Linked DNA regions of Homo sapiens: region 1 is linked to region 2. The links are chromatin contacts, found by Hi-C or POLR2A ChIA-PET in ENCODE. All regions are on one chromosome and are shown on one strand. The core of a region is the stretch at or near the end of the contact, and the rest is flanking DNA. Distances in the headings are between cores, read along the strand shown. Region 1 holds the start of HSD17B4 (hydroxysteroid 17-beta dehydrogenase 4). Region 2 holds the start of TNFAIP8 (TNF alpha induced protein 8).

Region 1 (6,860 bases), core at 3,694-6,193, 96 kb after region 2:
CCTGGTTAAAATGGATTAAATATTCCGTTCGCACTTGAAACAAAAGCGACTGTTACTGTTGTGTGCACAGTAGGCCAGAGGCCCAGGTTGTTCCCTTTCCACTGGGATGGTCCTCAAATCAACTGGACATGGAGTGCATGGTAGCTCTTTTTCAAGATTCTACCGCCTGGAATAACAAATTGTGCCAAGCTCTTTCTCTGCTATTTCCTGAAGTTCAACACGCTGTGGGTCAGCCCCCAAGGGCCATCCAGCCTCCATCTTCCAAAGCCAATTTTACCTCATGTCTCCAATGACAAGGGGAAAAATTTGGCATTCCCTGGAGACTTAACAGGATGCAGGGAAGTCAGGCACTTCCAAGAGCTGACCCAACAGTCTGCCCTTATTCATCCCTGACTGGTTGTATGGTGGTATTAGGGAGGACCTTTACTGGACACTCTGCCAAATAATTAGAGCAGTACTTATGGTCTAATTCAATTGGTTATCTCTTTTACTCTGGCATTTCATCAACTGGAGGAAGGAAAAATAAGACATCGTAAAGTGAAAGAGGCCCCTTATGGGTCTTTCAACTCTCATGTCTATTTAGACGCAATTGGAGTCCCACTGGGAATACCAGATCAATTTAAAGCCCAAAATCAAATAGCTGCAGGATTTCAGCCAGTATTTTGGTAAGTTACAATTAATAAAAATGTAGGTTTGATAAACTACATTTATTGCAACCAACAGCGATTTATTAACTACCCTAGAGATGCTGTTAAAAGAATAGCTGAGCAATTAGGGGCTACTAGCCAGATGGCTTGGGAAAATAGGATAGCCTGAGACATGATATTAGCAGAAAGAGGAGGAGTTTGCATCATGATTAAAACTCAGTGTTGTACCTTCATCCCAAACAATACCGCCCCTAATGGAAGTATAACAAAGGCATTGCAAGGTCTGACTGCTCTGTCCAGTGAGTTAGCCAGCAACTAAGGGTAAATGGGCCCTTTACAGGATGCCTAGAAAAGTGGTTTGGTAAATGGAAAGGAATAATAGCCTCAATTCTTAACTTCCCTTGCAGCCGTAATGGGTGTACTTACTCTTGTTGGGTGCTGTATCATACCATACATCTGTGGGTTGGTGCAGAGGCTCATAGAAATGGCACTTACTAAATCCTCCCTTAACTATCCTCCACCTTATCCAGAGAAGCTTATTCTTTTGGAAAATCAAGCAGAACAACTAAGCCAAGACATGTTAAAGAAGTTTGAAGAGAAAGAGCTGTAAGGAAATGCAAGAGGAGGAGTTGTTAGATATGAGTTCTAAATTTCTTTTAAAAGAATCAGTATGTCAGTGTATTCAATTCTTTGCCTTCTACTTTGAAACTTAACTTCCTCGTAAAGCAACCTTTTCCGATTACCTGCTCCACCCTGTCTCATTCTGATTACCTGCTCATTCTCTACCCTGGCTCATTCCGATGTCCTCTCTGTCATAACCATTTTTCCTGCCAAACCACTCACCCTGTCACTCTCTTTAAATTAGCCAACTGGAATTAGTTTAACCTGTGTGGACTAACCCTAGGCAATAGGGGAATGACACAGCAGCAGGGGCCACATGCATCAGGAATAAGGACCCCTTCCCCTCCCTTGTCCGGGTGTGCGCTCACCATTGCTCCATCTGTGAGAGTGCAACCTTCTATAGAAGTAAACTGCGTTGCTGAGAAGAAAAAAAAATTTTATATTCGAGTGCTATTTCTTCTGTGGCACCAAAACTTTATTTATAACAGAAACCAAGCTGTCAGAGCTCTGGAACCATAGCTGTCTGCTAGGTGTCTCTAGCCATAGTTTTGCTTCCCCTTCACAGATGCAGTTTGTCTAAAATTGAAGCCATAACCCCTCCAAAGCCACTCTTTCTCCACTATTTATTTTGATGAATGGCCCATCGTAATCTAGATTTTCAAATCAAAATATAGGATTATTTCAGTTGCTCTTTTCTCATATCTACATCTAATTAATCAAAAAGACTAGTTCTGAAGCAGGAAATTTTCCTGACCCCTTCATGGGTGGGGGCAGGAACTGGAGCACATAGGATCTAGAACTAGCTGGCCGCTTTGGGTCTGGCAGGGGTGGACTCCATTCACTGGGTCCCACTGCGTTCCACAGGAACGGGGAGCACAGGTGAGTGGGTGCAGGAGCTGGGGCCAGTGCATGCAGGAGCAAAACTCTATGTGGCCCTTGGCAGTGTCTAGAGGGGTACCTAAGGCCCCTGAAGCCCCAGAGGGTGTGTGTTACAGTGCTCTTTTAACTTTGCCATCCACTGATGGCTTAAATGTTAAACAGCTCAGTAGGCCCTCTGTTTTTTGGTGTGAGGCACTTGCTCTCTGCCAGTGAGGGCAGAGGGTCAGTGTGACAGCCTTTAGTGTCACACCTGTGGCACCTGAGCTCTTGTTTGGCATCCAGGAAAAATCAGGTCACAGGAACAAATTGAATAATGGTGAATGCAGAGGATTTTATTGCCGATGAGAGTGGCTGTCAATGGGAAGGGGAGCTGAAAAGGGGATGGAGTGAGAAGGTGATCTTCCCCAGGAGCAACGCCATTAAGCCATACCTCTGAAGTCGAGCTGTTTCTTCTCTCCTCTCCTCTCTGCCATTGGAGCCTGGGGTTTTTATGGGCACAGGATGGGGGGCAGGGGGACCATAGGTGGTTTTGGAAAAGGCAACATTCAAGAGGGAAAACAGGGATGCATGTTCTCACTTTGGGCTGTGTTTTCAGGCTTGAGGTTGGAGCCCTCACTGGGGACCTGCCCTCTTCTGCCCAGAATTTCCCTGCCTTCTATCCCTGTCAGTTCCATTTGCAAATACAGTTTATCTCAACATTTCTTCTTCAACATTTCCTCTGCCTTACTTCTGGTTTCCATAATTTCCCCCAAATCTTTTCTATGTTCTCCTTGCCCACCTCTAATTATTGGGGGAACCTGCCCCCAATATTTCAACATAGGTTCTTTCTATTTTCCATAAGTGTCAGTCAGCTGAGAAATAGAGAAAGAGTACAAAGGGAGGAATTTTACAGCTGGGCTGCCGGGGGTGACATCACATATCAGTAGGACCGTGATGCCCACCTGAGCCTCAAACCAGCAAGTTTTTTATTAAGGGTTGCAAAAGGGAAGGGGGTGTAAGAACAGAGAGTAGGTACAAACATCACATGCTTCAAAGGGCAAAAAGCAGAACAAAGATCATATGCTTCTGAGGGAACAGGACAAAGGGCAAAAGCAGAACTACTAATAAGGGTCCAACAAAGATCACAAGACAAAGGGCAAAAGCAGAGCTACTGATAAGGGTCTATGTTCAGCAGTGCATGTATTATCTTGATAAACATCTTAAACAACAGAAACAGGGTTCGAGAGCAGACAACTGGTCTGACCACAAATTTACCAGGGCCGGGTTTTTCCCCACCGTAGTAAGCCTGAGGGTACTGCAGGAGACCAGGGCATATCTCAGTCCTTATCTCAACCACATAAGACAGAGCAGCCGTTTATAGACCTCCCCCCAGGAATGCATTCCTTTACCAGGGTATTAATATTAATATTCCTTGCTAGGAAAAGAATTTAGTGATATCTTCCCTACTTGCACGTCCGTTTATAGGCTCTCTGCAAGAAGAAAAATATGGCTGTTTTTGCCCAACCCCGCAGGCAGTCAGCCCATATGGTTGACTTCCCTTGTTCCCTAAAAATTGCTGTTATTCTGTTCTTTTTCAAGGTGCACTGATTTCATATTGTTCAAACACACATGTTTTACAATCAATTTGTACAGTTAACACAATTATCACAGTGGTCCTGAGGTGACGTACACCTTCAGCTTACGAAGATAACAGGATTAAGAGATTAAAGTAAAGACAGGCATAAGAAATTATAAAAGTATTATTTGGGAACTGATAAATGTCCGTGAAATCTTCACAATTTATGTTCCTCTGCTGCGGCTCTAGCAGGTCCCTCTGTTTGGGGTCCATGACTTCCCGCAACATCCAATCAATCCTCCATAATGGGCAAAGTGATCTTTCCATAGTGTAAATGTGTTCCCACCACTCTCTGGAGTAATCCTACTTAAAACCGTTTTCAGCACAAAATTCAAACATCTAAACATGATCTTGCTGGCTTTGCTTTTGTGGCTTTACCCTCTTTCTCCCCAAACCTAGCTAGTGTTTGTGCTGCCTGTAATGCCCTTCTTTCTTTGCAGGGGTCGCCACTTTAGGTCCTGGTCCTCCTTCAGAAAGTTTTTCCTCTTTCTCCCCAGCGGGGATAGGGTCTGTTTATTTTGACACCATTAGCTCACTTACACACATTGGTCACAAGTCTAGGCTGCACCGTTATTGAAAGTTTACCATCTGACTCTGAGTAGCTTGAGGATCCTATCAAAACTCAGGAGATGCTCAGTAAATGTTGATTGAACTATGACTGTTCTCAACATACAAACGCAAGATCATTTAGGAACACTTGTCAAAATGTTTTTGCCCCTTGAGATTCTATTTTGGGAGGTAAGCAGTGGGGGTCCAGGACTCTGCATTTTGACAGTCCCCTGATGTTTGCATGTAGAAGTGCAGGGATTATTACACTGACAAATCTTTACCATCCCTAAGGGGGACTTTCCTTCCCAGGGGCTATCTCTGGAAGCCCCTCAAGGATAGGGGCCGCATGCTGTTTCTCTAGGTCAGCAACTAAACCCAGAAAACGTTTATTGAGTGAATGATGAAACGACAGGTGAATAGATGAACGCAAGGTGTCGAGTTAACTATTCTTCTACACAAGTCCTAGCAGCTCCCATTGCTTCCAGCCGCAGAAATGGCCCCTGGAAGGCAAGTCTTCCAGCGAGTGGAGTCACTCTTAACTACATTTCCCAGGATTCCAAGGGAGCCGCGCGCTCTGCGCTCATCTTCCTACCAGAAATCGGCAAGTCACTGACCCTCGTCCCGCCCCCGCCATTCCCCGCCTCCTCCTGTCCCGCAGTCGGCGTCCAGCGGCTCTGCTTGTTCGTGTGTGTGTCGTTGCAGGCCTTATTCATGGGCTCACCGCTGAGGTTCGACGGGCGGGTGGTACTGGTCACCGGCGCGGGGGCAGGTGAGCATGCGAAGGTTGGAGGCCGCGCCCCTTGCTGAGGCGCAGCTGGCTGCTCTTTTCGGGCCGGCATACGCGCGCAGCCGCAGCTGAGGTCACCCCGCTGAGGTGGTGGGGAGGGGAATGGTTATTCTTGAGGCACCGCATCTCTTGAGGAGGAAAGAGCCGGAAACACCTGGTCTCTCAAGCAGGTACAGCCCGCTTCTCCCCAGCACCCCGGTGTGGGCTTCCCAAGGTCCTGCCTGAGAGGAGAGGCCAGGCTGGGCTGCTGATTGCAAAACTGGGTGAAAGTTCTCCCTGACCCTTATCTGTGGGCATCGATTGTTACTCTTCCTGCAATTAACTCTCTTAGATCTTTGCCTAGTCTTTTAAAGGACTGAAAAGCCGCGAGGGGCGGGGGCTGGAATTCGCCCCCTGAAGCGCAGAGATGTCAGCTCCTGAAAAGTCATTCGGTCGTTCAGTGTTTGTTTCCCTCTGTCGTAAGATTTTAAGTTCGTGAGAGGACCTTCTTTAAAGAGGGCGTCTGATAAGAGCCCTTCCCCGTTGGAGTTTGTATGCTTAGCAAGTCACAATCTGTTCTCGAAATCCACTGGAGTCTTGGCAGAGGTTGTAAGCTCAAATGCGCACAGGGGTCAGGCGTATGATGGAGAAAGAAAATGGGAGTAGGATGGGCACATCTGAGGAACTGGAGAGCAGAGAATTCCGAAGTGGACCGGCCAGTGGGAAAGTTGCCTGTATTTCAGGAGCGGCAAAATGGAAAATTGTTATGTGAAATAGCCCCATTTTTTAAAGTACAAAAAATTAAAACAAACCATTCATACCAACATAGATGCTGTGCAGTGAGATTTTACATTAGTTTCTCACCAGTGGGTGACCTCTGTAACCTCCAAGTGCAGGGATCTTGACATTATGCACCTTTGATTCTCCACTGGTAGTACCTTATACCTGGAAAGGCCCTAATGCATGAATTATTTGAGTTATATATTAAACGTTACAAACTGGAATTCTGTCAATTAATTCCTATGTACTTTCATATCTGTATTGATAAAGTGGCTTCTTATGCTGCCTTTCAGAAAATGCTTTCAGTGTTGATGAATAGCCAAGTATTTTATACCCATAGCTGTCTGGTTATCTCTGCATGGGCATGTATTTGGGTGTAGTCATACCTTCTAAATGTTTTTAGGAAAACATTTTGTTTACACTTTGCTTTTATTGTAAATAATGTATTTTACAACGCTTGGTGTTTTAAATCTTTTTTGACAGCTCTTGGATAATTTTCATGCAGGAGGTCCAGGGATTACATTCTAAGACGTTTTTGCCATCGCTAAGGAGACTTTCCTTTTCAGGGGCTATATCTGAAAATCATTCAAGGATAGGGACTGCTTCTTTTGACACCATTAGCATACTTACACATGGTATGCAGTACATTTTACACCAGTACTCAGTACACTTACACAAGCACATACATCTGTATTTAAAACCAGTTCATGATATAGTGTGTAGTACAGGCAATGCATCCTGAAATTTATTTTCTATTCTGTTTTATTTATAAATTGTAATTGTAACCCACAAAATTGATTTTGTGAAACAATGAGTTGTGACTAGACAGTTATGAACTTAGCACCTGCTGTTCATAAACTGGTTAAATTCTCTCTTACCCATTCAGAGTTGATTAAATTTTTTTTTTTTTTCAGAGCTAAAGGTTTTACTCTGTACCCAGGCTGGAGTGCAGTGACCCGATCATGGCTCACTGTAACCTTGAACTCCTGGGCTCAAGTGATCC
Region 2 (6,704 bases), core at 1,609-4,108:
TGAAGGATGTTTGGGGTGTTTCTTAAACATACAAGAATCAACAAGTCCCACCTACAGGAGATAACAAATCATTATGATGTACTGGACCATTATTCACTGGGGCTAAGAAGTAAATTATCCCCTTTTGAATAAAAGCACAGCAAAATCAAAATGACCTAGTACATATCTGAGAGCAGCAGAAGGCCAAGGGGAGCCCTAGAGAATCAGCTGCCCTTTGTCACCATGTTGCAGGGTAGGGGTATGGGGCAATGCAGCCTGCCCAGAGCAGATGGCTTTGAGGTTATACGGGAGACTGAGGAATGTACTTATTCACATAAAGCCTTTTAAAATAAGCTGAGCATTCATTGCTCTTGAGCTAAAACAGAGCATTCTTCCCCAAGGTGACTGCTTGCTTGCATTTAAATACAAAAGAAGTTTCTCTCCAGGCTTCCTGAGGCCGATGGTGAATGTTCAAAGATCAACGAAGCTAACATGAATCTAAAATGAATTATAAGGCTGACGGAGCGCTTGAACTATTCATTCAGCAGTTGTAAAACAAGTAGCACATTAAAGGACATGTATTTTAACATATCTTATGTGGTTTGTCCCCAGTTGGACTTGCAAAATGACATTTAATAAATATTTCTTGTAAGGGTACTTTCTAAAAGAAGAGAGTGAAAGTAATTCTGCTGTAGGCAGATTGGGCCTGAAATTTGGGTTGTCTGGATTTGCATAATCATCACCTTGAAAAGGTGTTGCTTTACCCCAATTATAGATCAGTGGAAGCTCTCTTGTGTAGCACACGGCCCTGGTGAGATCCCTTAAGATCTCTTGTGGACTATCTGTGGACATCTGGGTTGCAGTGAGGAAGGGCAAGGATAGATGGTATAGGGAGAGAGGGGCAGAATGTTGACTTGGGCAGGACAGGAAAAGCCACTTGTGACTGGTGAGGGAGCATTTCTTTGGGTTCAGAATCATCCTCATCTCAGTGTATCTCCCCATAAGTCTGAGATTACTGAGTGCAAGGTATACATATCAGCAGCTCCTGACTCAGGATGTGTGGCAGAGGGGACCATGAAGTTAACTGTGACTTTCGGAAGGGTGCAGTCTGTTACCCTTTCGGTGGCGAGGTCAGTTTCCGGGAGGCTCTGCAACACTGATATTTTCCAGATGTTTCTCCTCTTCTCCCTTCTCTGGCTGGCTATATCTTCCTCCCTTCATCCTGCTCTTTCAGTGAAATTGAGATAACATGTTAGAATCTTAGGCAGGTTAGAATCTCTCAGCAGTAGGATGTGATTTAATATCTAGACCTCTTACATTAATATTTATAATAGCCTTCACTGCTTGTGAATAGCATAAGCACTCTTTTCTGTTCAAAGTCAATACTGAAATAAAACCCAAGAGTATGTTTTATAAAAATTTACTTTTAATGGTGCAATGGTAATAATCTATGTAGTCCTTATGGTTTTCAAATCCCTTTGTGCTTATATTACCTTATTTAATACAGACATAAATCTGTGAAGTAAATAATACTATTTTTATCTTCATTTTACAAATGAGGAACTGGAGGCTCAGAGAGGTTAATTTGCATAAGGTCATACAAATGATAGATGGCAGAACTGGATTTAAGTTCAGACTCCTTAAATCCATGTCTTTTGTACGTTCTTTTCACTAAATTTGCCATAGTGTTTCTATTGGTTTTTGCCTATATAAAATCGGAAACGAAGAAAAAGAAACGAACTGGAAAATAAATTTGTCAAAAGAGTATATTTTTTTCTCATAATTTCCAAGCGGATCTTTCAGATATGTTATTTGAGGACTTTTTGCCTCAGACTGGCGATAAAACAAGTGTTCTACAAAATACCTCCGTAAGACAGGCCTATCAGTGGCAGCTCTTGTCCCCGCTTTGCAGAAGGGAAAACCAAGGCTCCACAGAGCTAAGGGGACTTCCTCTCAGCCAATTTGTAGGGGCCTGTGGGCCAGACCCGGGGGCAGAATTGAGATCTGTTGTGAAGGCTGTCCGGCTTCTTTATTCTATCAGCATTTCAAATCCTGAAAACCTCCCCTTTGGCATTTTGAAGGAATTCATCCCCAGTTTTTGCTGGTAGCCGGGAGGGAACCGTGCTCTCCCCCTGAGGAAGGCCCTTTGGAGTAACTGCAGCAATGAGTGCCCGGGCTGTGCTTGGAGTACCAGTGCTCGCCCGGGGCTATACTGAATGAGTAAGCAGCCCCGTCTGCTTTTGCTGTGCAAAGGTAAGGGTGGAGGCCGCTCCACTTTCTTCAAAAGGCCCCGCTCTGGGACTTGTGAAATTGTGCTCTCTTAAGCTGGTCCTTGCAACCCCATGGACGATATCCATGCGACTTTCCTACAAAAATAACATACCAAAGCCGCTTTAAAATCCGTAATTTTTGGGTTGCAAGACTCCAAGACAAAGTCAAATGGGCATCAAAAAATGTAATCCAAAAATACAGAGGCATTGGTTCTACCCTATATGCATTTGCTATTTATGTAAAACTACAGTGTGCTCTGAGATGAGACTTTTTTTTTCTTTTTATACCTTTTTTTCCGCCCGTCTGGTGCGTTTGCCGACGGTTCTTCTCGGCCCTGTGTCTCGGGAGAGTCGGCTGCCGTCTGGGCCTGTGCCCCACCTGCGTGCGCCCGGGCCGAGCCAGCCCCGCCAGGTCGCCTCCGCCCGGCTGCCGGCCCGAGCGCGCGGCTCCGGGGGCGGACTCCCGCCGCCCAGCTGACACGCGATTCGTCACTCTTGCAGAACTTTCCCCCTGAAAATCCCTGCACCAGAACCCGCTCTCCCGCCCCGGGGAGGTTTTGATTTTAGTGGCTTTCTTCCTTTTATTTTCCGTCGTGTGCGGATTTCGCTGCAGAGCGAACTTGCGGCTCGTCCGAGTACATGTGAGCGGTAATCGCCCCTGCAGCTGGTTATCCTGACATTATGCACTCCGAAGCAGAAGAATCCAAGGAAGGTAGGATTCTGGTTTCTCCTGGGGGCCGGCCAAGTTCTGCGGAGGAATTTGGAGGAAGGCAGTGGTAGAAGAGGATGGGAGTTTTAAAGTGAGCGGTGGGCACTTTGTCCGCTTGCCCTGCGCCTTCGAAGCCAAGTCGGAGCTGGATAAGCGGAGCCCGGGTCTCATCTTGGGCTCCCTTCTCCCCCCGCAGCCGTTCAGAGGGGAGGGGAGGAAAAGTCGGACCTAGTTCAGCCAGCCCACTAAGTCTGCTTTTTAGCTTTCTCTGGAAACGAAAGAGCCCCACTTGGACTCCAAGAATGCAAAATGTGCTTGGAAAAGGGCTGCCTGCCTGCATCAGAAAGACTGAAAGCGGGATCCCTGGAAGAGCCCTGAGTGGAGGGTCCCTTGAAAAGGGGTTTGAGAAATTAGAAACGCTATATGTTTCCGGCTAAAAGGGGAAGCTGAGTGAGGGGAAGCGAAAATCTGTATTTGAGAAATAGATTAATTTTTTTTCATTGCTGGGTTTTCAGCAGTGAGTTCATTTCGTTGGGGGTTTGAGGGGGCTGAAAGATATGAGGGGGTCCTTGTGCAGCTTGAAACTGAGAAGAGTTTGTCTGTTTCTAACTTCGCAAAAGCAAAGGGTTTCATTTACTCCTAACAGAGAACAGGTGACAGGGCTGGAAAAGCTCCAACCAAAACACAATTATACGCTGGTGTTAGTTTGGGGAGTTTATTTGTGTGTGAGTGTTTGTATGCTTTGTTCCTTGAAACTTTATGTATACAAAAGTTCTCTTGTAAGTGGGGGGTGGGAGTAAGGGTGGTTGGGGAAAATTAGAGAGTAAGAGAGGAGACTATTCAAGATTGTGAAATACTCTTTCTTTTCATGTAGTCTCTTGGAAAGCTGGTTAATTTCAAGTCAATCACAGCAGTTCTGGCAGAGGAGCAGCCCCATCATTTCTCCATTTGGTAGACACCAGTTAGGAAGAGCCCTTGAAACTTGTCCTCTTCTGCCTTTTACTGATTCCCCTCCCAGAGGAAAGCTTTGTGTTTCACCATGTAGTCTTTGTGGGCTCACGTTTACCTTATTATGCTGTGTGAGGGAAATAGTCAATAAAAAGGAGGTTTGTTTAATAGAAATACGGGGCTGGCATGAATGAAAAATGACAGCCAGGAGCATTGTTTTTGAGTTTGATGTGGAGTATGGGGGGAGTAATGCTTTCTTGCCGTGTCCTGTGTTCTGATGGAGCTGTGTGCTGATAGATGCTTTTCTTTTCTATGTCTTTATACCAGCAGTTTATTCAAAGTCAAAGGTAGTTGAAGGCAAATAGGAACCAGGCTGAGAGAACTCAAGGGTGAACTTCTGTGTGAATTACAAGTAGCACTTAAGCTGGCGTTTTCTCTCAGGTGTGTTTTCCCTGTCTTTTGAGAAAGAGAGAGTGGGAGAGAAAGTGGAAAAACAGTATCCCAAAGTGTGTATTATACATTCCCATAGCAACATCCACAGTCTTCCCTCCTCGAGGGCCCAGCTCTCTGGTTTTAAGTTTGGAAGCAGCCTGCAAACTGGCCTATGAAGAGGTTAATGGGGCCCCTTCTGCTTGTTCCTCACCTTCCCTCCACTTGTCATCATTTACATTCTGCAGATCGGCCACAAATGATATGGCGCTCTGCTTTTTAAAGAAAGCCCAGAATGTTTCTTTTAAAATAATCTGAGGTAGTAGAATTTTAAATTGATAGCAATTAGGGTGGGATACTGAATAACTCTTGAGGGAGATTGAACACTTTATTAATCAGATAGAATCATATAGCTTCTGCCAGGAAATGAAGGATAGGTGTCTGTGTGTTTTGGGTGTGTTTTCTCCAAGGCTGGTTCATTGGCTGTAATCTAGAACCTTCTGGTTAGCTACCACCACTCAGATGTCGATGAAGCGAGCTATGTTGTGTAAATAACTCAGTTATCTTCTCTATCGTTACTAGTCCTTTTCCTCTTATACGTAGCTTTTTTTTTTTTTTTCATCCTGGTGAACTTATGTATCCCATTTAGTGTGAGATCACCATGAGTTCTTAAGAATGTCTGTATTGCAAGAAAACTGCCTTTGGATGCTTCATGCCTGATACGCTGTAAGAGGAGATACTTTTAAGTCATTTTTCTCAACTGTAGTGAGAGACTAGTATACTTTGGGGTTGAATCTAAGTCCTTGGAGGCCAGCATATTTTTGCATATGCGTGAATGTAGAAGCAAATGACTGGGGATATTGTTAAGCCATCAGAGCTTAAAACATACTTGACTCTGTGCCAGGGGTGCTGGATATTTGTCCCCAGCCTATAGCCATCTCCTAAATAATTGATTTAATTTTTCCTGCTTAACAATGAATAAGTGATTGTGCTTGGGTATTAAACAGAGAAAAATAATCCAGGCCTTGCTTTATTAAAAACTGAATGAGTTTAAATTATTCAGACATAGAATAAATAGGAAAGAAGGGGAAATGAAAGAAGAAACTCACTTTTTTAAAAAGGTGACTACCATTAAAAAGAGGATATCAACAGTTTCCAGTGGATGGGGCTTCCTGAGGAGATAGGCTGATAGCCGTGTATTTGGCATTTAGTTGTTTCCTGAGTAAATTGCTTAATTATGAAGTAGTTAAAGTGAGTGGCAGTTGAGATCTCTGAGAATCTTTCTAGTGCTAAGCATCAAGGCATCCAGGGCTCCTTTGCTCTGGATGTTGAAGCATTGATACCAGAAATTGAGAAAGCCATTGTTAAGGGGTGGGCGAGGTGTCACTTTGTGGGGACTTGGAAAAGAGTGAGGATTGAGTGGTGAGTGAGTCTGGCTCGCTCCTCCATTGCCCATAGTAGCCATTTCCCACCACCACCTCACCCAGTTCTTACTCTCATGCCTCACCAGGCCTGCTATTTCACAAAGAAAACAGTAGCCATTAGATAACTCCCTCAACGTCCTGTTCCCAGACTGACAGACTCATCTCCGTCCACATCTATCCTCCCTGTGTCTGTGGAACAGGTGTCATTCCTACTGCAGAATGCCCCGCCTTCCACCTTGGGCTCCTCCTACACCAGTCAGCCCATATCCTTCCTGGCTCCTTCTTTTCTGCATATAGAAGAACTCAAGCTCCCCATTCTAGGACATTGGCACTTGCTGGTCTTCCTGCCCAAAATATCCTTCTCTCCACCTGACCTCCTTTTCTTGGTCAGCTCTTTAAAGAGGCTTTTTCTGAACCTAAACTCAGATCCCCTGTCGCCCTCTCTCAGAGCACCTGTTCCTTTCCTTGCTGGCTCTCCCCACACTGCTTAACATCTCTTCTAGACCACAAGCTCTGCAGGGAAAAACAATGTCTGTTTTATTCCCCGCTGTATGTCTAGGACCTACAGAGTAAAAGGTGCTCATTAAATGTTGTAGATTGAGTGAATGGTCTCCATTCTTTAAAGTTAATCCTTGGCAAAAAAAAAAAAGTTTAGTTGTTCCGTAGTGGTGATTAATATCCTCTTCTGTAATAAGAATCCCAATGATATTTTATAAGCTACCACACTGTGTAGTACTCTGTTTTAACCTCACATGGTGTGGCAGCTTATATAATATCATTCATCACTAAGGACTATTTTGTAAGTTTTCTCCCCTATTCCTGCCCTTCCCCAGCCTTTGCTTTGCAGAGGGAATGAAGAGAAAAGGAGGTTAAAGCAGTGGTTCAGCTCTGATGAAACCAAGGGGTATAGCTGACCTTGATGTCATACATAATGTAAAAGGTACA

What was found. A loop is a pair of places that touch in the nucleus more often than their neighbours do. ChIA-PET counts read pairs that join two places held with the same protein, here RNA polymerase II (POLR2A). Pooled maps may share reads with other maps.
Region 1: a map with no recorded cell type shows a loop between it and region 2 (4-fold over the local background). The contact joins the promoter of HSD17B4 here to the promoter of TNFAIP8 in region 2. A Hi-C loop is called at or near these places in 2 of 37 single-sample maps with no recorded cell type and 11 of 50 pooled maps. POLR2A ChIA-PET finds 5 or more read pairs at or near these places in 4 of 52 experiments (MCF 10A, PC-9, T-cell and 1 more).

Annotation. Positions count from the first base shown.
Region 1 is chr5:119,447,554-119,454,413 of GRCh38, forward strand. HSD17B4 (hydroxysteroid 17-beta dehydrogenase 4) reads left to right here and starts at 4,944. Exons shown (of 24, transcript NM_000414.4): 1 at 4,944-5,080. The coding sequence starts at 5,023. RefSeq lists an enhancer at 5,045-5,094.
Region 2 is chr5:119,353,161-119,359,864 of GRCh38, forward strand. It overlaps TNFAIP8 (TNF alpha induced protein 8), which reads left to right and starts at 2,859. Exons shown (of 2, transcript NM_014350.4): 1 at 2,859-2,961. The coding sequence starts at 2,931. It overlaps LOC102723444 (a long non-coding RNA gene), which reads right to left and starts at 2,613. Exons shown (of 5, transcript XR_007058912.1): 1 at 2,538-2,613; 2 at 1,095-1,206. RefSeq lists an enhancer at 1,816-1,955 and silencers at 2,606-2,765, 3,394-3,688, 3,486-3,545.